Regions from separate parts of the Homo sapiens genome. Here all the other regions are linked to region 1. A link is a loop called in an ENCODE intact Hi-C map of the cell type or tissue named here. Cell type or tissue: heart right ventricle. All regions are shown on one strand.

Evidence for each region. A loop is a pair of places that touch in the nucleus more often than their neighbours do. Peaks named below come from ENCODE experiments on the same cell type or tissue, not always from the same donor. Only the 100,000 strongest peaks of a DNase experiment are listed, where the experiment ranks them.
Region 2: it touches region 1 in a loop (7-fold over the local background); 44 of 110 quality-filtered maps call a loop at or near these places.
Region 3: a loop joins it to region 1, with 2.8 times the contacts of the local background. A loop is called at or near these places in 18 of 110 quality-filtered maps.

The regions. Positions count from the first base shown.
Region 1 is chr15:85,836,913-85,844,912 of GRCh38, forward strand. It overlaps LOC105370952 (a long non-coding RNA gene), which reads left to right and starts at 379. Exons shown (of 3, transcript XR_932580.2): 1 at 379-501; 2 at 1,061-1,218; 3 at 3,631-4,152. RefSeq lists a silencer at 3,723-3,982. In heart right ventricle, CTCF peaks have their summits at 3,826 (motif pointing left) and 4,035; a DNase peak (open chromatin) is centred at 3,809; H3K4me3 peaks cover 636 bases; H3K27me3 peaks cover 525 bases.
Region 2 is chr15:85,291,905-85,299,904 of GRCh38, forward strand. No RefSeq gene overlaps it. Among named protein-coding and RNA genes, the nearest start is that of MIR7706, 85 kb to the right of the region's middle. In heart right ventricle, a CTCF peak has its summit at 4,840 (motif pointing right); a DNase peak (open chromatin) is centred at 4,887; H3K4me3 peaks cover 705 bases; H3K27ac peaks cover 353 bases.
Region 3 is chr15:85,612,943-85,620,942 of GRCh38, forward strand. All of the region lies in intron 8 of AKAP13 (A-kinase anchoring protein 13), which reads left to right. Among named protein-coding and RNA genes, the nearest start is that of LINC02883, 140 kb to the right of the region's middle. RefSeq lists silencers at 3,191-3,240, 3,301-3,350 and an enhancer at 5,019-5,188. In heart right ventricle, a CTCF peak has its summit at 3,262 (motif pointing right); a DNase peak (open chromatin) is centred at 6,329; H3K4me3 peaks cover 4,046 bases; H3K27ac peaks cover 7,229 bases.

The DNA of each region.
Region 1 (8,000 bases):
ATTTTTGAGAGTAGCTGGGATTACAGGCAGGCACCACCACACCCAGCTAATTTTTTTTGTATTTTTAGTAGAGATGGGGTTTCACCATGTTGGCCTGGCTGGCCTTGAACTCCTGACCTCAGGTGATCTGCCCACCTTGGCCTCCCAAAGTGCTAGGATTCCAGGCATGAGCCACCGTGCCCGGCCTGCATCTCATTTTAGAAACCAGACTATTCTGTCAACATCTGCGTACTTGCCAGCTGCCTATTTTACAAGTGCAATTTCACTTAAGCTTCATTGCCACCCTGGGCGTTTCTACCTTTGCTTTCCATATCAGATCAGAAAACAAACTGAGCTAGGCTACATGACTCATTCAGGACACACAGTGAGGAAGTTAGGAGCCTGATGTTGACTCCTGTGTTCGTTTGCTCAGGCTGCCAACACCGACTGGGGGCTTCAATAATGGAAGCTTATTTTCACACAGTTCTGGAGGCTGGAGTTCCAAGATCAAGGTTTTGGCAGGTCTGGCTTCTTCTGGGGCCTCTCTCCTTGGCTTGCAGATGGCTGCCTACTCATGGGGTCCTTACACGGTCTTTTCTCTGTGCTGACACATCCTGGTGTGCCTTCCTTTTCTTAGGAACAGCAGTTCTGTTGGATTAGGGCCCTGCTCTGTGACCTCATTCGAACTTATTACCTCCTTAAAGACCCTAACTCCAAGTACAGTCATATTCAGAGACACTGGGGGTTAGGGTTCCAACGTATAAATTTTGGGGGGACAAAATTCAACTCATAAGAGTTCCCAGGCCTATGCTCTCTAGTCACTGGGCTGCCCTGCTTGGCTGGCCTGAGCATGTGACCTGAGGACACCCACTACAAAGATAAGTGCCCCTATGGCCTTCCAGGGGACAGCCCCAGCAGAATCTTAACACTCCTGTAAGATCTCTTTATCCCCTGCTTCCAGGATCCTGGTGCACCCATCCTTCTGCCTGGAATATCCTCTTCTCTCCTCTAATCTGCTCCCTTGCCACCTTCCCCACCTCCCCACTGGTCTAAGTCCTCTCTGTCTTCTCTGTTCTTCCAGCAAACTCCAATGTCATCTCCTCCATGAAGCCCTGGCTGCCACTCACAGAGAAGCAGGCTGAGTCCTGCACCAGGATGCCTGGCTGAGGAGCAGAGTGGCATAAAAGCATTTGCTCTTTGTTTGCAGGCCGCTGGGCCCAGGAGGCTGGGTCTGTTCAGGTAAGCTCCTTCTAATTTGCATCAACACTCATAAGGGGTAGGATGGCCCTGCAGTGTTGCTAGAAGTGATTTTTCTCTTCTGTTCGTTTCCATAAAATTTTATGGTACCTCTCATATACCATTCTGTGTTACTGGTATTTTTGTATTTGAATTGTCTTCTTATCTAGAAGGTGAGTTCTGAGAGTGCAGGGATCTTATCTTATCTTCATTCATTCATTCATTCATTCTTTCTTTCCTGCACTCACTCCATAAAGACCATTGAGATTCCACTGTGTTTGTTCAATTAAAGCTTGCTGAAAGAATACCTCAGTGAAATGCCCCCTGCCCAGGTAGCCTGTGCTCCTCCTGTATCTTCTTCATTCAATCCTCCCTGCTCTTTCATCCAGTTTACAGAATCAGACCCTCCACACACTGGCTTTTAGAGCTAGGGTCAGGTGTGGGTGGCCAAGCAGCATCTGATATGAGCAAAGGTGGCCCTGCTCTTCTCTGACCTCTTTACAGACCCCAAGTGCATTCTTTGCCAAAGCCACCCCAACCCCATTCTCTGCGAGCATTCCCTCCCCAGCTGCACCCTGCCCTCCCAACTCCTAGGATAGTCCACGTGGCCCTAGTAGTGTAGATGGAGCACATTCCAGGGCTCCCTCAGAGGGAGGACAGAAACTTGTGGAGCAGGAGGCGTCCCTTAAAGGAGGCAGGCAGAGAGGTGGGCCCTCGTCCCGGGTCAGGATCCTAGCAGGAAGCAGATACACCTTAGCTTCTACTGGGGAGTTGCCAGGAAACGATTGTGCGTCAGTCTGCACACTCCCAGTTGGTAGCTTCTGGAACATGGAGTAGAGAAACCTGGAAAAACTGAACAAGTAGAGCAATTGATTTTGTTCACACAATCGCAATAGGAAGAACACCCCAGATATGAAGATTAGAGTAATGGAAGGCAGGTTTTTTTTTTTTCAAGCAAACTTTTCATTGAATGTTAACAAGTTTTTACATACATGTGACCGCTACCACAATGAAAATACAGAACAAACATTTCCATTGCCCCCCAGAGTTCTCTTGTGCCCCATTCCATTTGACACCCCAGCCAATGGCCCAAGGCAAGCATTCATCTTCTTCTGTCATGATTATTTTTTCTACAGTTTTATATAAATTGAATTATAGGGTTTATAAGTACTCTTGATATCTGGTTCTCTCTCTTTTTTTTTTTTTTTTTGAGACAAAGTCTCGCTGTGACTCCCAGGTGGAGTGCAGTGGCATGATCTCGGCTCACTACAACCCCTGCCTCCCAGTTCAAGCGATTCTCCTGCCTCAGCCTCCTGAGTAGCTGGGATTATAGGTGCCTGCCACGACGCCCAGCTAATTTTTGTATTATTAGTAGAGACGGGGTTTCACCATGTTGGACAGGCTGGTCTCGAACTCCTGACCTCAGGTGATCCACCTGCCTTGGTCTCCCAAAGTGCTGGAATTATAGGTATGAGCCACTGCACCCAGCATGATTATGGTCTTAAAATACAGAGTGACTTATGATTTATGCCTGATTCTCTGGTGGCTGGGGAACCAAATAGTCTGAGAAAATACTTGGGTCAGTGGGAGCATTGGGATGACTGGAGGTGAGGAAGGGTTTGAGGTGTGAAACATCATTTATGGGAGGCTGTTGTTATGGAACTAGTCTCCTGCACTAGGCCCCAGCAGGCCAGACACCAGAATGGAGTCAGTTGTGCTAAGTGCAGTGTCATCAAACTGAACTTTGAAATGGGCCAGTTCCCCTAAAACATTCCATTTAATCTGCATCAACCTAAGTAATAAGGAAGTCCCCTCTGCTTTAACCCTGTAGGGAAAGTAACTTTGACATGATCAGTCCGTGTTTTGTTCTGTTTCTGCTTTCTGCCGCTCTTCTCTGCCTGCAAAGCCAACCTCCTGTGCTCAGCTCATTTTATAGGATGAGGTGTTGCTCACTTCTAGAATTGCAAATAAAAGCCAATTAGATCTTTAAGTTTGTGCTTCTGTCTTTTGACAAAGGTTCACAACTTCTCCAGCCCTCCACGAAGAAGCTGGAAGGAGCAGGGTGCACAGGCTCTTTGAAGATGCTGAGTGAGGTCCCAGGGCACCCACAGGAGCTGCCACCTCAGCTCAGGGGACACAGCTACTCTGAGCCCCTTTGCTCATGGGGGAAAGGGCGGGGGAAGCATGCTATCCCGCCCCCGCTCCCTACCCCAAAAAAGCTGCTTTGTCTTCAGAGGACCAGGAGTCCTGATTGGGCAGCCTCTGCCGGGAATGAAATGCATGTCCTTCGCACTTCCACTACCGTTCTATTTTCAGGCTGATTTATAACTAAAACGTGAAATAAGTGCTAGGAAAGCATTTAGCATTGTCTGACACTGCCTCAGCACACTCAGTTTCCTCTCTCTTCTTCATCAGAATCTCTGCCCGGCCAGGCAGCAGGCGCTGACTCTCGCACTGTCCGGTTCGAAGAGCTGTTTTCTGCAGGTACTTGCAGTAGCAGCTGGCCTGGGACCCACCCCCGGGCAAAGTCCGCTCCGGAGTCTGTCACTTCCCGGCGCGGGCCACCCAGCCCCTGGCGCCCTGGCGCTCAGCGCTCCGCGGGCGCGCCCTCTGGCGGCAAGAGCCCTGAACATTTCGCAAGCGGCGAAGGCTGGCGCGTGTTATCCTGGGCACCCACCGGACCGAATCGCTGGGCAGGGCTGCAAGGTGACTTGCTAACGCAATCAGACCAGAAAGGAGCGCGCGTCTAACTAAGCGGGGGAGGGGAGAAGCATGTTCATATTTTGTAAAATGCAAGTGGCACCTCTCCCCATTTTCCTCAAAATTTTATTCTGAAAAACTTTAGTACTTAAAAGTTCAAATGCTTTTACAGTGGACACACATTTATCTATCAGCTAGATTCTGTTATTCACATTTTACTCTATTGGTTTCATTGCATATCTGTCCATCTATTCATCCCTCTTTCCATCCTTCAAACTATCTTATTTTTTCTTTTTCTTGTTCTCTTTTTAATTTTTTTTTTTTTTTTTGAGACGGAGTCTTGCTCTGTCGCCCAGGCTGGAATGCAGTGGCGTGATCTGGGCTCACTGCAAGCTCCGCCTCCTGGGTTCACGCCATTCTCCTGCCTCAGCCTCCCGAGTAGCTGGGACTACAGGCGCCCACCACCACGCCTGGCTAATTTTTTGTATTTTAGTAGAGACAGGGTTTCACCGTGTTAGCCAGGTTGGTCTCTATCTCCTGACCTCGTGATCCGCCCGCCTCGGCCTCCCAAAATGCTGGGATTACGGTTGTGAACCACCGTGCCTGGCCCCATCTTATTTTTCAGATGCATTTCAAAAAGTAAATTGCAGACATTAGAACACTTCCCCCTAAATATCAGCCTTCAGCTTTTAAAGAAACAAATTGAAGAGATTGCTAATATTTATTTTGTTATAGTAGAATTCTTTTTTCACATGGTGTTCTTAAAACCCTTTGAAGTAGGTTTTATTTTCTTTTTCTTTTACTAAAAAAAAATTTTTTTTTGAGACGGAGTCTCGCTCTGTTGCCCCAGGCTGGAGTGCAGTGGCGGGATCTCGGCTCACTGCAACCTCTACCTCCCGGGTTCAAACGATTCTCCTGCCTCAGCCTCCCTTGTAGCTGGGACCACAGGCGCGAACCACCACGCCCAGCTAATTTTTATAATAATTTTTTATTTTTAGTAAAGATGGGGTTTCACTATGTTGGCCAGGCTGGTCTCAAACTCGTGGCCTCAAGTGATTCACCCACCTTGGCCTCCAAAGTGCTGGGATTACAGGCGTGAGCCACAGTGCCCAGCAGCTTTGTCCATTTTCTTTTCTTTCTTTCTTTTTCTCCTTTTTTTTTTTTTTTGAGACAGGGTCTCACTCTGTTGCCCAGGCTGGAGTGCAGTGGCACAATCTCAGCTCATTGCAACCCCCGCTTCCCAGGTTCAAGCAATTCTCCTGCCTCAGCCTCCCAAGTAGCTGGGATTACAGACATGTGCAACCTTGCCCGGCTAATTTTTGTATTTTTAGTAGAGACGGAGTTTCACCATGTTGGCCAGGCTGGTCTTGAACTCCTGGCTTCGAGTGATCTACTCACCTAGGCCTCCCAAAGTGCTGGAATTACAGGTGTGAGCCACTGCGCTTGGCCTGCTTTGTCCATTTTCTAATGGAGCTATTCGTGTTTTTATTATTGAGTTGTTTCAGTGTGGGTATTAGTTAGGAGATAGGGGGTTGGCTGAATTAGTTCACCATCTGAGCTATCTGGAGATAGATGGGTCACAGAACACTGTCCCTCCTCTTAAAAAATCAGATTTTTAAGACATTATACAATCTCAGGTAGGTCAAAATTCAAGTAAGGCAAATTGGAGTAGGATGCTCCAAGCCTCACTAGCCCTGTGGAGAAAGGCTCTCTGGCTGTGTAATCTTGAGTAATATTTAACTTTTGTGAGTCTCAGTTTTTGGGCCATTTTATAGGTGCATGTGCTCTTTTTTTTTTTTTTTTTTTTTTTTTTTGGGACGGAGTCTCGCTCTGTCGCCCAGGCCGGACTGCGGACTGCAGTGGCACAATCTCGGCTCACTGCAAGCTCCGCTTCCCGGGTTCACGCCATTCTCCTGCCTCAGCCTCCCGAGTAGCTGGGACTACAGGCGCCCGCCACCGCGCCCGGCTAATTTTTTGTATTTTTAGTAGAGATGGGGTTTCACCTTGTTAGCCAGGATGGTCTCGATCTCCTGACCTCATGATCCACCCGCCTCGGACTCCCAAAGTGCTGGGATTACAGGCGTGAGCCACCGCGCCCGGCCGCATGTGCTCTTTATGTGAGTCTAAGATGGTAAGGGCAGCAACTCGCCCTTGCTGAGCACCTTCCTCGTGCCAGGGGCTGGAGCAGGTGCTGCATGGGGGAGGCATGCTATCCCACCCCCCTCCCCCAGAATCAACAGGAGCCATTGCTCTTCTTTTTCACATCTGGAGGCTCAGCTCCAGCTCTCAGGGATGGCAGACTCAGGTCTCATGAAGGAAATTCACACTTGCATCATCAGAGTAACCAAAACCACTTCAGATTCATGATGGATGAAGGGCAGGATGACACATCCAGCTCTGACTTGGTCATCAGATGCAACAGGGATACTTTAGGATGTTTCTGCAGCATCTGCTGTGACAGGAAACCTGGGAGGCAGAGTTTCCTGCTCCAGTATTTTGTCTCTCCATGAGGGATGGCGTGGAGGCAAAGATGGCAGCTCTTGAGGAAGGCACTGGCTCACAAGATGGTGGCTCTTGGGGAAGACACTGCCTCACTTACAAGATGGCAGCTCTTGGGGAAGACACTGGCTCACAAGATGTTGGCTCTTGGGGAAGACACTGGCTCACTTACAAGATGGCAGCTCTTGGGGAAGACACTGGCTCACAAGATGGTGGCTCTTGGGGAAGACACTGGCTCACTTACAGGATGGCAGCTCTTGGGGAAGACACTGGCTCACAAGATGTTGACTCTTGGGGAAGACACTGGCTCACAAGATGGTGGATCTTGGGGAAGACACTGGCCCACTTCTGCATCTAGCCTCTTGGAAGGAAGGGGCAGAAGAGGAGGTCTGGTGGATGTACACAGAGAGTGAACATACAGTGGCCCTGTGCACTAGCAAACACGACTCTGCCGGTGGCCTGGAACGGAATGGGACTCCATAAGACCCCCGTTTCCACTCTTAAGTGAGGAGTGTGTAGGGAAATGTACAGGTGTTTTCTCTGCTCCCTGCAGGCTGTTTCTACTGCCTCTTGTCAGCCCAGCCTGGGTTTAACTCAGCAGTTAGTTCATTCATCTGTTCATCCATTCTCAAACATTTATGGCACATTTCCTCTGTGTCAGTGTTGTTTCAGCCACTGGGGTTTCAAACCCTCGGTCAGTCCCAATATCCTCACCATCAAGGAACAGAGAAGACAGCATAAGGGAGGCAAAATTTTTTACCTATACCCTCTTATGGTGTTGTGGCTGGGCCTGAGGATTAAACTGACATAAGGCAGATTTACAGGAGAAAAGCAAACAAATTTACTTAATATAAATTTCATGTGACATGGGAGCTCTCATGAGAAAATGAATACCCAAATAAGTGACAAAACCTAAATGCTCTTATATTAAGTTGAACAAAGGCAGGCAATTGTGGAAAAGTAACTAAAGTATGTGAGGGGGCTGACTGGGTGTGGGGCTAACACCTGTAATCCCAGCACTTTGGGAGGCTGAGGCGGGCGGATCACCTGAAGACAGGAGTTCAAGACCAGCCTGGCCAACATGGTGAAACTCCGTGTCTACTATAAATACCAAAAATTAGTTGGGCATGGTGACGGGTGCCTGTAATCCCAGCTACTCAGTAGGCTGAGGCGGGAGAATTGCTTGAACCTAGGAGGCAGAGGTTTCAGTGAGCCGAGATTGTGCCACTGCACTCCAGCTTGGGTGACAGAGAAGAGAGAGACTCTGACTCAAAAAAAAAAAAAAAAAAAAGTATATGAGGAGGCTCAAGAAAGATACAAATTTTAACAAGACTTACTTTTATAGGATTCTCTTGGTCTCAACTTCCCATCTTTGATAATAAGAACAAACGTTCCTTCTGGCACAGGGAGGACCTCTTCTGTAAGGAGGTGTTATCTCCTTCTTTCAGGAAGAGAAAGGGAAGGGTCAGAATGCCCTTCTTTCATGTATTTTTTAAAGTGCCTATAGCTCAAAATAATCCTTACGCCAGAGCAGCATATGTTGATGTGGCATATTCTGCCAGCTTTCAATGTGCAAGCAGATATTT
Region 2 (8,000 bases), 550 kb before region 1:
GCCAGATGATGACAGAGGTACAACAGAACACAGCCTACTGCACAAGCATCTTTCTCTCTTCCTTCCTTCCTTCCTTCCTCTCTCTCTCTCTCTCTTTCTCTCTTTTTTGATGGAGTCTTGCTCTGTCACCCAGGCTGGAGTGCAGTGGCACTATCTCGGCTCACTGCAACTTCTGCCTCCCAGGTTCAAGCAATTCTCCCCGCTCAGCCTCCTGAGTAGCTGGGATTACAGGTCTACACTACCACACCCTGCTAATTTTTTGTATTTTTAGTAGACACGGGGTCTCATCATGTTGGCCAGGCTGGTCTCGAGCTCCTGGCCTCAAGTGATCTGCCCACCTCAGCCTCCCAAAGTGCTGGGATTACAGGCGTGAGCCACTGTGCCCAGAACCACAAGCATTTTTCTAACCCCTACTTACATCATGCCTGCAAACATCCCATTATCCAAAGCACATGATATGGCTGAACCCAAAGTAAAAAACAGGATATGTAAGTGGGCCGAACTGCAAAGCCACAAGGAAACGGGCCTGGAGATGGGCGTGGACGGGGTGAAGGCTTGAAATCAATGGGGGCAGGCAAGGTGGCTGGTGGTACAGGTGAACTAAATTCTCATCAACCAAAGCAGAAGCCAATAGATTGTCTCCTACAGGGTTGGTGGCATAGTGGTTCAAGTTTACTACTTAGAGAAGCTGATTACCACTCAGAGGACTGAAAATTGAAACAGACATGTTTCTTTCTGAAGTGTAGCACAAAGATAGGGAGGGGGAAGTTAACATTTACCAACCTTTTATTTGTTCTTTGAATTTTTTTTTTTTTTTTTTTGAGACGAAGTCCTGCTCTGTCACCCAGGCTGGAGTGTGCAGTGGCGCGATCTTGGCTCATTGCAACATCCACCTCCTGGGTTTAAGTGATTCTCCTGCCTCAGCCTCTGGAGTAGCTGGGATTACAGGCACACGCCACCATGCCCAGCTAATTTTTTTTATTTTAATTTTTAGTAGAGATGGGGTTTCACCGTGTTGGTCAAGCTGGTCTTGAACTCCTAACCTTGTGATCCTCCCTCCTCAGCCTCCCAGAGTGCTGGGATTACAGGCATGAGCCACTGCGCCTGGCCTGAATTTTTTTTTTTTTTTTTTTTTTTTTTGAGATAGAGTTTCACTCTTGTTGCCCAGGCTGGAGTGCAGTGATGCAATCTCAGCTCACTGCAACCTCTGCCTCCTGGGTTCAAGTGATTCCCCTGCCTCAGCCTCCCCAGTAGCTGGGATTACAAGCACCGGCTACTATGCCCAGCTATTTTTTGTATTTTTAGTAGAGACGGGGTTTCGCCATTTTGGTCGGGCTGGTCTTGAACTCCTGACCTCAAGTGATCCACCAGCCTCGGCCTCCCAAAATGCTGGGATTACAGGTGTGAGCCACTGCGTCCGGTCCTGAATTTTTTAACTGTATATAATTATTAAAGATGTTTTTCAAATTAATTAAAAATTTAAAAGTAGACACTGTCCACTGTGTACAATACAGCAGATCAAAGACTGAAAAGGCACAATCTTCTCCCTCAAGGAGTTCCCAGGATCCTGAGGAAGATGGGACTCTAAACAAAGAGCAGCAACACTGCGCTGGTAAATAAGAGAGCACAGTGCGACTGCAGTGAAAAGGAGAAGGGCACTCAGTCCCTAGATTGATCGGGGAAGATAACAGAGGCTGGGACATTCGAACTGAGTCTTACAGTACAGGAGCCTGAGAACAACTTCTTTCTCCTGCCCCAAATCTTTACAAATGGAGAACGACTTGTTTAAGCCTATAGCTACCCTAGAAAGGAAAAAGGAGTGCCCTTGGTGGGTGGGTATATTAGTCCATTTTTGCACTGCGATAAAGAAACACTTGAGACTGGGAAATTTATAAAGAAAAGAGGTTTAATTGGCTCATGGTTCTGCAGGCTGTATAGGAAGCACAGCGGCTTCTGCTTCTGGGGAGCCTTCAGGAAGCTTCCAATCATGGCGGAAGGTGAAGGGAGACAGAGGCACTTCAAATGGCCGGAGCAGGAGGGAGACAGCGGGGAGGTGCTACATACCTTTAAACAACCAGATCTCGTGAGAATTCTGTCACGAATACAGCACCAAAGGAATGGTGCTAAACCATTTATGAAGGATCCACTCCCGTGATCCAGTCACCTTCCACCAGGCCCCACCTCCAACACTGGGGATTACAATTTGATACAAGACTTTTGCAGGGGGATAAATCCAAACTACATCAGTGGGTAACTATGGTAAACAGCCCAAATGCAAGGGGTATTCAAGTGAAGAAGACACCCACAGCCTGAAATGTACTCAGAAAGCTGCTGCAGCACTTATGGGCATATACCCCAAAGAATGGAAAGCGGGAATTCAAAGAGATACTTGTACACCTATGTTCATGGCGGACTTACTCACAATAGCCCACAGGGTGGAAGCAAACTGAGTGTCCACCAACAGAAGAATGGATAAACCAAACGTGGTACATGCATACAATGGAATATTATGCAGCTTAAGAAAGAAATCCTGGCACAGGCTACCACATGGAAGAATCTTCGAAACATGATGCTAAGTGAAATAAGCCAGTCAGAAAAGGACAAATACTGTGTGATTTCACTTACATGAAGCACCTACAGTAGTTGAATTCATAAGACAGAAAGTAGAAGATGGTTTCCAGAGGCCTGGGGAGGGGAATGGGGAACAAGATCCCATTCATGTAAGGGAGATAAAACACTAAACAAGACTATGCTCCCATAGGAACACCCATATTTCCTAGAAGATCTGGAAGCATACTCCTGACTGAGGTTGTCTTTGGGGAAAAGCTTGAAACCTGTAGTAAAAGGAATGTTTAGCATTACCTGAGTGTCTGGATTTTTTAATACCAAGAATGTATTTGGGCATTCATACAAGAATAACTTCAGTTTAAATGAGAAAAGTTGGCTAGGTGCAGTGGCTCACACCTGTAATCGCTGTGCTTTGGGAGGGTGAGACAGGAGGATTCCTTGCAACATAGCAAGACTTTGTCTCCACAAAAATAAAAAATAATTAGCCAGATGTGGTGGCACATGCCTGTAGTCCCAGCTACTTGGGAGGTTGAGGCAGGAGGATTGCTTCAGCCCAGCTTTTCAAGGCTGCAGTGAGCTATGATCTCACTACTGCACTCCAGCCTGGGCGACAGAGTGAGACCCTGTCTCAAAAAAAAAAAAAAAAAAAAAAAAAAAACAGAGAGAGAGAGAGAGAAAAGGATGGCACAATAGTTTCTTAGTCTTAACCACACGCGTTAACAAAAATAGTAGGGTCTATTTTATTTGACAACACCCACCAAAAGTTCAAGTTCTATTAGTTTTCATATACTTAAAAAAAATGTTTCCCTCGGAAACATCACCTTGACATATCTTGGGGGAAACATAGAACGTGGAGAATTGTTTCTGTTGCTCTCCCCCACCCCACTCCATGCCAACATTCTGCATCTCTGTGCTGAACATCAGGGAGCCACCGGCCTTGTCAGCCTTCACATTAGGCCTGCCCTCTCCCTGCTGCAGATCAGCAGCCTGTCTCGGCCTGTTGGAACTCTCCCTTAGTGTGTTGGAGACGTTGAGACATTGTGACAAAAGTATGGAACCAGGAGTCAAGGAAGCTTCAGTCCTGGCTCGGGCTACTTATTTTTTGTTCAAAGTTAGCTTTTCATTTAAATGTCTGTGTTTCTGTTTCCTTGTTTAAAAAATGTTATAATATATGGCTATCGTAAAGTTGTTGCAAAAACTCAAAGGAGAATACAGACATTTAAGATAGTCTGCATGGGCCGGCATGACGGCTCACGCCTGAAATCTCAGCACTTTGGGAGGCTGAGGTGGGAGGATTTCTCGAACCCAGGAGGAGGCTAGGCTACACTGAGCCATGTTCATGCCACTGCACCCCAGCCTGGAGCCTGGGTGACAAGGCAAGACTTTATCTCAAAAAAAAAAAAAGACTTTTTTTTTTTTAAGTTCTGGGATACATGTGCAGAACCTGCATGTTTGTTACATAAGTATCCATGTGCGGCCGGGCGCGGTGGCTCACGCCTGTAATCCCAGCACTTTGGGAGGCCGAGGCGGGTGGATCACGAGGTCAGGAGATCGAGACCATCCTGGCTAACACGGTGAAACCTCGTCTCTACTAAAAATACAAAAAGAAATTAGCCGGGCGTGGTGGCGGGCACCTGTAGTCCCAGCTACTCGGAAGGCTGAGGCAGGAGAATGGCGTGAACCCGGGAGGCGGAGCTTGCAGTGAGCCGAGTTTGCGCCACTGCACTCCAGAGCCTGGGAGACAGAGCGAGACTCTGTATCAGAAAAAAAAAAAAAAAAAAAAAAAGTATCCTTGTGCTATGGTGGTTTGCTGCACCTATCAACCTGTCATCTTGGTTTTAATTCCCGTATACATTAGGTATTTGTCCTAATGCTCTCCCTCCTCTTGCCCCCTACCCCCCAACAGGCCCGTGTGTGATGTTTTCCTCCCTGTGTCCATGTGTTCTCATTGTTCAACTCCCGCTTATGAGTGAGAACACACAGTGTCTGGTTTTCTGTTCCTGTCTTAGTTTGCTGAGGATGATGGTTTCCAGCTTCATCCACGTCCCTGCAAAGGACATGAACTCATTCTTATAAAAAAGACATTTAGTCTTTGGGAAATAAATACTGAAGATTAGCTTCAAATGGACAGTGGTTTGGATGTGATTCTTGCATCTCTGACTAAATCGTAAACTTATCCAAGTCATTGTCCACTGTGGCTCCCACAAAGCTTTCAGGCCTGTCTTCCTTGGTGATCTTGCTTTGATGTGCTATGAAAGACTGTCCCAGCAGATGGCAGAAGAGAACTGAGTCAGGAAAAACCAGCCTGGGTATTTCAGTGTGCACTGTGCACTGGGTAAAGCTTCTGCACCTTAATGTCCCTGCCGCGGTAGCGCTACACGTCGACTTCACAATCGCTGCTGAACTTCCCTAATAAAGGTGGGTCAGCAAAGGCGTGAGGGTTACCACTCTATCCAAACACCATGTCACTGAGACTCACTTAGGAAGAACATTCATTTCCTGAGTACTTCCGTAGTACTGGAAACGGGGATGAATACAAAATAGTCCCTGTCCCCACAGAATTCATAGTCCAGCTGAGATCAAATAAGGACAGAACAATTTGCATTTTGCCGGGCTGTCCTCTAATGACAATAATTTCCTGAATGTTTTCAGGTTGCCTGTTTTAGCCATATGTTCTTCTCTGGCCGCTTCTCTCCAGCCCCAGCCTCAAGTCCAACTCATGATCTCTGGCCTAGGATACAGCAACAACCTCCTAAGGGAGCTGCCTCTGCTCTTATCCACCTCCAGTTTATTCTCACCGCATAGACAAGATAATGTTTTAAAAATGCAAATGCGATTACACTGTATACCACCTACTCAAAAGATCTAATGGCTTTGTATTGACCTCATAATAATACCCCTGCCCTTAATCTTACTTAAAAGGCTTTTTGTGATCCGATCCCTGTTTTTCTTCTCCTAACTTATCTCACCCTCTCCTCCTGCAATCAACTCAAGAGGCTGACTTTCAGTTTCCCAAATGATTTTTATCCCCTACCAGATTTGCCCAAATTGCTTTTCTCTCTACCTAGAATGCCTTAAAACTAAAACTCACTCCCTCCCATCTACCCATCCTCCTTAACTTGGCTAACTAGTATTTATTCTTCTGCTCTCAGGTTAGATATCCTTTCTTTTGGGAAACTATCCCTGACAGTATAAGGCTGGGCTGAATAATCCTCCTGAGTACTCCAGAGCACCCTCTGCTTCCATTCCCCTCGCATTTACCGTATTTCTTCGTAATGAGTTTGCGTATCTTCCCCTGTCTACTGTAAATTCCTGGCACATGAGGACTTCCTCTCGCACAACAATGTATCCCCATTTCTTGACACAGTTCTTGGTACAGAGCCGCACTCGATCAAAACTTATCAAGTAAATGAATAAATCAATCATAAAACACAATTGATACCATCCAAGAAGTCATAAAATTCTTGGGGCACAAGGTCTTAGGAGAGTAGATCTTTCTGTGTGTATCAGCCATATCCCTTTTTTTTTTTTTTTTTTTGAGATGGATTCTCTCTCTGTCACCCAGGCTGGACTGCAGTGGCACTATCTCGGCTCACTGCATCCTCCACCTCCCGGGTTCAAGCGATTCTCCTGCCTCAACCTCCTGAGTAGCTGGGACTACAGCCACCCCCCACCACACCCAGCTAATTTTTCAATTTTTAGTAGAGATGGGGTTTCGCCATGTTGGCCAGGTTGGTCTTGAACTCCTGACCTCATGATCTGCCCACCTTGGCCTTCCAATGTGCTGGGATTACAGGTGTGAGCCACCATGCCTGGCCAGCCATATCCCTTTTCATCAAGATGTTGTCAACCATACGCTCTCAAATCAAGTTGTGACCAGGTGCGGTGGCTCACGCCTGTAACCTCAGCACTTTGGAAGGCCAAGGCAGGAGGATTGCTTGGGCTCAGGAGTTCAAGACCAGCCTGGGCAGCATAGGGAGATCCCATCTCTACAAAAATCATTTAAAAATACTAGCTGGGCGTGATAGCATGCACCTGTGGTCCCAGCTACTCAGGCGGCTGAGGGGGGAGAATCATCTGACCCCAGGAGGTCAAGGCTACAGTGAGCCATGATTGCACCACTGCCCTCCAACCTGAATGACAGAGCAAGACCCTGTCTCAAAATAACCAAACAGAACAAAGACAAGTCGTTGTTGTTTTATGCAAACAGGCTTTGAACTTGGAGCAAGTCACCTAGTCAATCTTCTTATCCACAGCAAAGGAGTTCTGAAACAAACAAACAAACAAACAAAAGCAATTTTTACCTTTCACAGTGTTTCTTGTGTCATCCCAGATGGTTAAAATGAAAAGGCTTTAATGAAGGGACTATTCACAGAGTTTCTGGACTGGATAAGGTAACAAACAAGGTATGGTAGGACACCTAGAGACTAGCAATGGTGAGAAGCTATTACTACCCTCCCCGCTTCCAGGGCCTATTGAGACAAGGGAAGGAAACACTTATCAGAGCCCAGTGAGTAAGAGTTGTACCTAGGATGCAGCTACAGTTAGATATAGCATGCCAAAGCAGGAAGAGAGCTGGAAAGAGCTACCCTGACCTCTGCTGAATCCCACCCTCCCATCTTCCCACAGAGCCTCCCACTGGCTGAACCCCAAAAGCCAGCTAGGAAGAAAGCCTGGACAGTGCAGTCCACTGGATTCAGTGGAGCAGGGAAGAGCATGAAACTGGGAGGGACCCTAGGCCCACAAATAACCAGCATCACACATTACGCATTGTCTTCCTGCTATGACAGATGAGGACTCAGCTCCCTTACCTGCAACCCCCCACTCAATATAGTTCTGGCACTATTTTTAGTAGCTGTATTTTAATAAGCACCTCAGCCAGCACCTGTGAAAGCAGGACTGCATCCTCTCTATGTCCTTAGAAAAATGTAATTAAGAAATAGAAAATACAGAGATTTAATTATCAAATAATTTAAATGCACAGAAAAATCCAGAAATAAATATAACAGACACCCATTTGTGGTCAACCCAGATGTAACACATTAACTTTTAGTTATGTGTTGTTTCAGAATTGTTATTTTCTGTTTTTTAAGGAAAAAATTGCAGATACAGTTAAGATCACTCTCATAGGCCGGGTGCAGTGGCTCATTCCTATAATCCCAGCAGTTAGGGAGGCCGAGGCAGGCAGATCACTTGAGGCTGGGAGCTCAAGACCAGCCTGGCCAACATGGTGAAACCCTGTCTTCACTTAAAAAAAAAAATACAAAAATTAATCAGGAGTGGTGGCACACACCTGTAATTCCAGTTACTTGGGAGCCTGAGGCACAAGAATCACTTGAACCTGGGAGGTGGAGGTTGCAGTGAGCTAAGATTGTGCCACTGCACTCCAGCCGGGGCGACGGTGTGAGACCCTGTCTCAAAAAAAAAAAATT
Region 3 (8,000 bases), 220 kb before region 1:
ACGGGCTTCATGAAATTGGTAAGATTTCTACATGTGAGAAGAAGTTCTTGTGTCATTGTACTATTATGAAGTAGCTTTTGTTTTTGTTTTTGTCAGTGCTGGACTGTCTTATGTTCTTGTGGTCATGCTAAAAAGAAATGTTGTTAGAAGATTCAAAACTATGAGTAAATATGGCTTATAGTTTTATCAAATACAACAGTCTTTAGGATCTGGTTTTAAATAGACAACATAAATGGTTATCAAACAGTACACTGCATGAGTAGTGTCTCATTTCCCTTTTGGATAGCATTATTTGATAGGTTGAATAGGAGAATGCCATACATTTAGTATGTATTAATTTCAGGAAGAAGTTTTATTAATTATTCTGTATTGTATAGAAGATGGAGGTATGGGACTCAGAATTCAGTTGGCTTTGTAGCTGATAGACCAGCATTTTACTTAATCTTAGGAGTGCTGGGGCCGGGTGCGGTGGCTCACGCCTGTAATCCCAGCACTTTGGGAGTCCAAGGCGGGTGGATCACGAGGTCAGGAGATCGAGACCATCCTGGCTAACACGGTGAAACCCCGTCTCTACTAAAAATGTAGAAAATTAGCTGGGCGTGGTGGCGGGCGCCTGTAGTCCCAGCTACTCAGGAGGCTGAGGCAGGAGAATGGCATGAACCCCGGAGGCGGAGCTTGCAGTGAGCCGAGATCTCACCACTGCACTCCAGCCTGGGCAACAGAGCCAGACTCCGTCTAAAAAAAAAAAAATATATATATATATATATATATTAGGAGTGCTGATTGATGGACAGATGTCCTACCAGGGGAGGCTTTTAGTGATTTAATTCTGGGTTCCATCATTAGCCTTGCTCTTCAGATTTATGAATGATACAGAGTTTGGAGAAACAGCTGTTACTTCAGTGATGGAATTTAGGTTCACTATACTCTCTTAAGGCTAAAATGATAACTTTAAAACAAATGAGAATTTATTTGAGAGAATATATCTATACAGAAAGCTATAAAGTAGGTTTTAAAACAAAATCACAAGATTATAGTTTAAAGGAGACCTGATACTGTAAGTCACACTGAAAGAAAATATATGGGAAGTAAGTTTATTTCACAATAAACTTATTCTTCTAGCGGTGTAATATGTGTGTCAAGAAAACCAATTTGATCTTAGTTATCCCAGTGTGCACCATGTCAGAGGATTTTGTTTGGGGCATCCACATCACAAGAAGTACACTAACTAGAGAGCACTCAGGTATTCTGTTGTCTGAGGAGCCGTTGTGGGAATCATGATTCGAAAGAGAAGCCTGAAGAGGGTGGTGAAGCACGACGGCCATCTTTAAATATCTGAAATGCTGCCAAAAGAAATAATGAATGTTTGCTCCAAAGAGAAAAGCCAGATCAGTGTATCTGTTCATTTTCAGGAAGACTTGGGTAGCAATATCCAGAGATCTTTTAGTCTGTATGTTTGGTTTGTTCATTCTATTTTTGTAAGATATTACTATAGAGAGAAACTTTTAAAAAGTGGAATGTCAAATATTGAAATGTTGGCAGAGAAGTTGAGTCCGTTTAATGTAAAATTAAGAATCACTTGGCATTTTTATTTTTTAAAAAACATCTTTTTCTGTCCTTTAGCATTTATGTAAAATCAAATGTAGGGATATTGATTATGAGTAATGAATCCCAAGTTTTCTTTCCTCAAATACTAACTTTTCTCTGTTATAGTTTCATTTCTTGGGGGATTTATCAAGTGGCAAAATTAGATGTAGTGGAAAGACTGATTTACACAACTGAGTTTAAAGCAAATCTGTTTTATTAGCTGTGTGATGTTATATAACTGACTTAAATTCTAAGTGCTACTTTTCCTCATCTGTAAAATAGACAGTAAAATTTCACCTTACAGGTTTTTATGAGGAATCAATGAAATTGTACCTGTGGAAGCACCTGGCAAACAGGAGGTATTCAGTAAATGTTGTGGTTAATAAATCTTGCTCCAGAAGACTTGTCCTCAAGATTAAACTATCCTGTCACTTTTTCCCAACTGAAATTTTGATTCTGCCATCTCCCTTTCTTCCTTCCTCCCTCCTTTTATTTCACAAAGCTGTTGGTAATTTTAGTAGAATTTAACATTTGTGTGTATGATCCATGAGACCTTGTTCCTGTAAAGAGCACAAGTTTACGAAGATACTTTTTTCTTATATTGTTCCATATTAGTTTGTTGTTATTTTAATTGTTGCTATTATTGTCAGTTAGCTGCTGCCAGTTAAATTGTCTTAAGTTTTCTTCTTGCAAAGATAGTAAAGGGTTAAGGAAAGGAGCTGTTGGCTACTGCTTGCTACTAATTTGAAAAGAAATGGTGGTTATAGCCTTCTAGGTCTCTCCTTCTCCTTTACCCTTTTACTGTCTTGTAATCTTCAAATCTGTATGTTAGTGAATGCTAGGAGGGAACAGTAGACCTGCTTCTCCTGGAGCCATAGTACAAGGAAAGCCTAATTGGAGACGATCCTTTGCAGCCATTGTAAAGTATTTTCTTCTTTCACCTCTCAAATATTCATTTGTCTTATTTGAAGCAGTCTATTATCTAAGCAGACAGGAGTTGCTCAAGTGGAGGCTAAATGTTTTATCTGTATTCTAATACATTTTACCACCAACATATGTGTAACTCTGGATGGATCACTATATTTAAGTTTAGATTAATGAAAATTGTTGACTGTGGTAAACTTTTCCTTCCTTCCCATTTCATGTGAAGAACAAAGGTAGAAAGTGTCATTATGCAGGAATAATGTTTTCTGCAAGTTTTAAGAGAATGTCTCAATTCCTTTTTCTTTCTCCTCTGAAACTACCGTATCCCATGAACTATATGGCATGTGATAACTTCCTAGTCTCAGACTGGCAGTATATAATATTAGAGCAAGAAGGATCTTCAGATATGACCTAGCGTTGAATCTCTAATTTTTCCATTCTGGAAATCTTGGTCCAGAGGGTCAAACTAGTATCTCCCAAGTTGCTCAGTGAGATAATGGCACACCTAGGAAGACAAAGAACCCTTGATTTTCACTTAGTACCTTGTGTTCTCTGCAGAGAGTAAAATTGATCATTGATGAGTCATTAACCAGTGTCCATTCACATGCTGCTACTTTATGTTCACTTTGGGGTTTCAGGAAAAAATACATAGTAGCAGAAGATGAGCCCTACCCCTATCCCCACACCCCCACAAAAATATTCACTGGCCTTTGGTGTTCTGTTTGGGTCTTCAGCATCCCCCACTAGGTGGTGTCCTAATTCAGAAACTTTGCTGTGAGACTCCAGATGGGCTTCTGCCCTAACTGGAACTAAAGCAGCCACAGTGTTGACCCATAAGAATGCTTAAACAATTTGGTAAGGTGCTAGATCTTGTAGTTAAGTAAATCAAATGAAAATTTAATTCATGAACACAAATGCTATAGCTAAATTAAGATGTATAAAATATTTTTATATTTCATTTTCTGGAATCTTTAATAATTGCATGTTGGCCCTGTGGCATGAGACAGATTAAAAGCACTGGTTGTTTTTAAAGAATCTGGGACCATTTGTGTGGATAGAGGGCAGGATGGAGGCTGCAGAAAGAAAGGAAAGACAATTAATACTGTAAGTAACTACTGTTAAGTAGTATGGCTGTAAATAATAAAATATTTTACTACAGGTTCCCCAAATTAAAAGAAAAGGGAAATAAACTCAGAACCTCCTTTAAATTTGTAACTCTCAGCTCTGGTTTAGATATGAAATGATTGGTTGCTGTATTTCAAAATCCTGGCAGAATTACTGTTCAATGGTTCCAGATGTTTTTGATAAAAACTTGGAATTGTCACATCAACTGCAAAAGCACAAGACTGCAGATTCTGTCTTCTGTTGGGGAGTGCTGAGCAGATCCAGAGGGGAAAGCAACACAGACTCTTTTTTCCACCCAGAGCATTTGTTTCCCACCCAGGGTATTTGTCCTCCAACAAGGAACAGAATATGTAAGGAATTGTCCTTTAATATGCAGAAAGAGCAGGAAATCTAGCTTTCCAGCCTGTGGCACAAAGCCAGAAGTTAGAAATAAAAAGGTTAGTCTTTATGTCTCAAACAGTAATCTAGGCTCTTTCAGAAAATTATATTATTTTGAAACAAGTTTCTCTCTCCTAAAAACTTCCTGAAGACAGACACCTTGTTACCTATTTATTTTGCTTGCCTCCACTAGAAGTCACAAAATATCTGTTACATTGTTATAAATTATCTGCATGTAAGTCACTGGACAGGGATAGGGTAGAAAAGCTTTTTTGTTGTTGTTGTTGTTTTTGTTTTTTGTTTTTTGAGGCGGAGTCTTGCTCTGTTGCCAGGCTCGAGTGCAGTGGCGCGATCTTGGCTCACTGCAACCTCCGCCTCCGAGGTTCAAACGATTCTCCTGCCTCAGCCTCCTGAATAGTTGGGACTACAGGCATGTGCCAACATGCCTGGCTAATTTTTGTATTTTTAGTAGAGATGGGGGTTTCGCCATGTTGGCCACGATCTGGATCTCTTGACCTCATGATCTGCTTGCCTTGGCCTCCCAAAGTGTTGGGATTACAGGCGTGAGCCACCGCGCCCAGCCGGTAGGAGGGTTTTAATGGTGATTAAACCATCTCTGATCCCTAGAGAGACAGATGCCTGGGAACCTTGGAAGCAGGAATCATTTGATTCTAATTAAAACAGAAGGGAGTGGCAGTGAGGAACAAACCATATTGAGGACAGAGGGGAGGCAGCTCTGTGTTCAAAAAAAGAAGAAGGGCGAGTTCTACATTCTAGCTTGGTGAAAGCTTTTACAGAAAAGATAATAAAGTATCAGTTTATCTATACATTCAAGCCTAAAGGCTCTTTCTGTCTGTGCCCTAGACCACATAGTTTGGAAGTATTTGTAAATCTCTGGTCAAGTTCCCATGCTTTTGATAAGCCTGAGCAAGAATTTTATTTACAACTTTTAAATCTCTGTCAAATCGTCTTGTTTCTACTGTTTTGTAGCCTCATTTGTAATGAAAAGCAACATCTGTTTCACTGCACATGTTGGTACCACTACAGAGCCAAGGCTCACTTGGGGCACGAGAAGGGGAGGGGTTGTCCGCCTTCATTCCTCGGATGAACCAGTGAGGAATAGGGAGATAAAACCTTATGGCTTTTATTTCAGAATAAAGCCTGTATGTAGCTGGGGTGTATTAATAGAAAGTTGAGGAAGACGTTTACAGTCTTCTTAGCAGGGTTTGCTGTATTTCCCTCCTTTAAGCTGGTCAGCAACTTGAATATCTGGCCTGAGGACACAGCAACTCATCTATACCCTTTTTCTATATCCGTTTTTTAGCTCCTGAAAAACCTTTTCACCAACTTTGTTTGCAATGTCAACAGAAATGTAGGTGTTAAATCTCTCCTCTCCCCTTCTGTTGTGGTATTTGAGCCACTGCTTTCACAGCCTAGCTAAGGACTACTCTGGACAACTCAAGGAAAATGTCAGCAGCTCCTAGAAAGAGAAATCCTTTTTTTTTTTTAATCCCTTTTTCTTTTGTTTCTTCACTCCTTTCTGCTTTTTGCTTCCCTCAGTTCCTCATCCTTTTCCCTCCCAAATCATTCATGATCCAAGTAAGAGAATGTCTCAGGTGAGAGAATGCATTCTGAAGTAAGTCTGTCCCTGAGAATGTTAGATAGAGTGGGGGGCTAGAAGGGTCTGGAATAGTAAGAAAACAGGCAAATGAAGTAGCAGACCCACAATTCAAGACCCAGTTAGTGTGCATAGAAACACTGAAGAAGTCCCAGCCAGGCAGCTATACTTAGTCGCAACAAATATTAACATACACAGAACTCCTTTGTTCCACTCCTTTTCTTTTTCATTTTCTTTAAATCAACTCCATCATCCCTTCTCCCTCCCCAAAAATAAAGCTTAACTCTTGATAATTTTTAAACTTTATCAGACACATTTATAGCCACGTCTCGATCCTAGAGACATAACTGCAATATTTGGCTGACATTTTTCTCGTGTTAAATCATTGCTTTGCATTTGGCAGGGAGGTATAGTGTATGCTTTGGGTAGTTTCAATTTTCTGTACCTCACGACAAGTCCATTGTACACGCTTGTGGTGTTTAGTATAACACCCCCCTTCCTTTATTAGCATACTACTCTGACATCAAAGAACTGAGCTGCATCTTGCAATGCCTGACAGAGCCTTTTTCATAGGGGTGGGAGGAGGAGGAGGAGGAAGAAGAAGCGGGTTGGAAAAGGAAGCCTTGTTTTTCTCTTCGTCTCGGTAGATGAATCATGTTCCCACAACTGCAATTGGGTTTTCAAACCTCCAAGGCTGCGGGTGCGGAGCTGAAAGGGCAAGCAGTGACGTTCTTGAGAGAGAAGGAAAAAGGGAGGAGGAGGCTGGCTAGGGAGGGAAGGAGGGAGGGAGGGAGTACAGCAGGAGTGGTCTTTTATTTTTTTCCCTTTTACTCTGCTGTCCTTAGAGATTTTCAACTTAAATCAAAACCAAGCCCTACTGCCTGGTGAGCAAGAGAGATTCCAAAGACTTTACTTTGAAAAGCATCTCCCAGCTTCTACTTTTTTTTAAGGAAAAGTAGATTTTCTTTGTCTTTGTTTTTGTTTTAAGCAAGAACAGAATCTAATGACTTTTTTCATGCCATCGCTTTGAAATAGCGTCGTCTTCCTTTCTTTCTCTCCCTCTTCCTGGCAAAGTATATACTGGATTTTTATTGCCTTCTTGGGTTTTTTTCCCTACGTGTATCGGCCGTTATGCTTAGCCAGTTTATTCTTTATTTTTTTACTGGAGTCATTGCCAGTGATGGAAACGGTGTTTGCTTCTCTTTCAGTCAAGATCTGCACAAAGTATAGCATTAGGTGGTATTTATTGTTTATATTATGAGTTCTACATTCATCTTTCCAGCACTCTGAAGTTATCAGCAAGTTCTCAGTCAGTTCAAGGCATTGGATTCTGCTTGATTTCTTTTTAATTCATTGTTTTTGACCCCTTTGAGAGTTTTAATAGAGAGGAGTCTGGAAGGCAGAGATCTCCACCACCTAACCGTGAGAAATTTGGAACTAAGGACTTGCACTGGTCCCCAAGTTAACAGTGGATATACTTCCTGCATTTTCTCTGTTCTTTCTTGCATTTGGGCAAAATGTATGAACGGCACAAGAGGCGCTACAGCCTCTGTGACATCTCCAAGGTGGACAGGACTGTGGACGTGGTATTGCTGAAGGTAAGGGGGGCTGCACCTCATGCATTCTGAAGCTCTGCAGGCTGTTTTAGCGCTTTGAACCCGGTAGCCATGTCCCTGGCCCTCCTGTATTGGGAGAAAGGCCGAGAAATCTGTGCACAGTGGAGGATGAGGGGTGAATGTAAGCCTCTTAAAGGAATATCTGAACAGGAAGCAATAGGTGCTTGGTAATCAGCATTGGACCACTTACTGTTGAAATGTAATTTTACTTTCATTAAAATGGATTCTTATGCTTGGGAGAACCTCATACTGTTGAAAATCACAGAGAGAGAAATTCACCTTCCAAGTTGCTCTGTTTGTCCTTCTGTCTCTGTCACCCCTCCGCCCCCAGACTCCACCCCCATCTGCCTGGTCTCTTTCTCTGTCAGTCTCTCTGCCTCTGTCTTTTAAGTATTTCTGTCTTTTGTCTGAGTCTTTTCTGTTTTTCTGCTACTGTCTCGTTCAATTCTTTAGGGGAAGGATAGGCAACATTTATTTCTTTTGGAAGGATTTCCAATAAACCTATCTATTAAGGTGGCAGAGCTGACCTTTTGGCTTGGTTTGACTGCTTTTCAGAGGTAGCTTCTGACTTTGTTGATAGCTGTATTTGTTTGTGTTCTCCGCATTAGTGATGTTTGGTGTCTAAGCAGGATGAGGGCGGAGACTCTGAATAGCTAATTGCTCACAGAAGGCATCCTTGAATCTAAAATTAGTAAGAACTCCTCCAGCCGGTAAGATGAGAGTCTGGGAATGTTGGACAGCTCAAAGAGCAC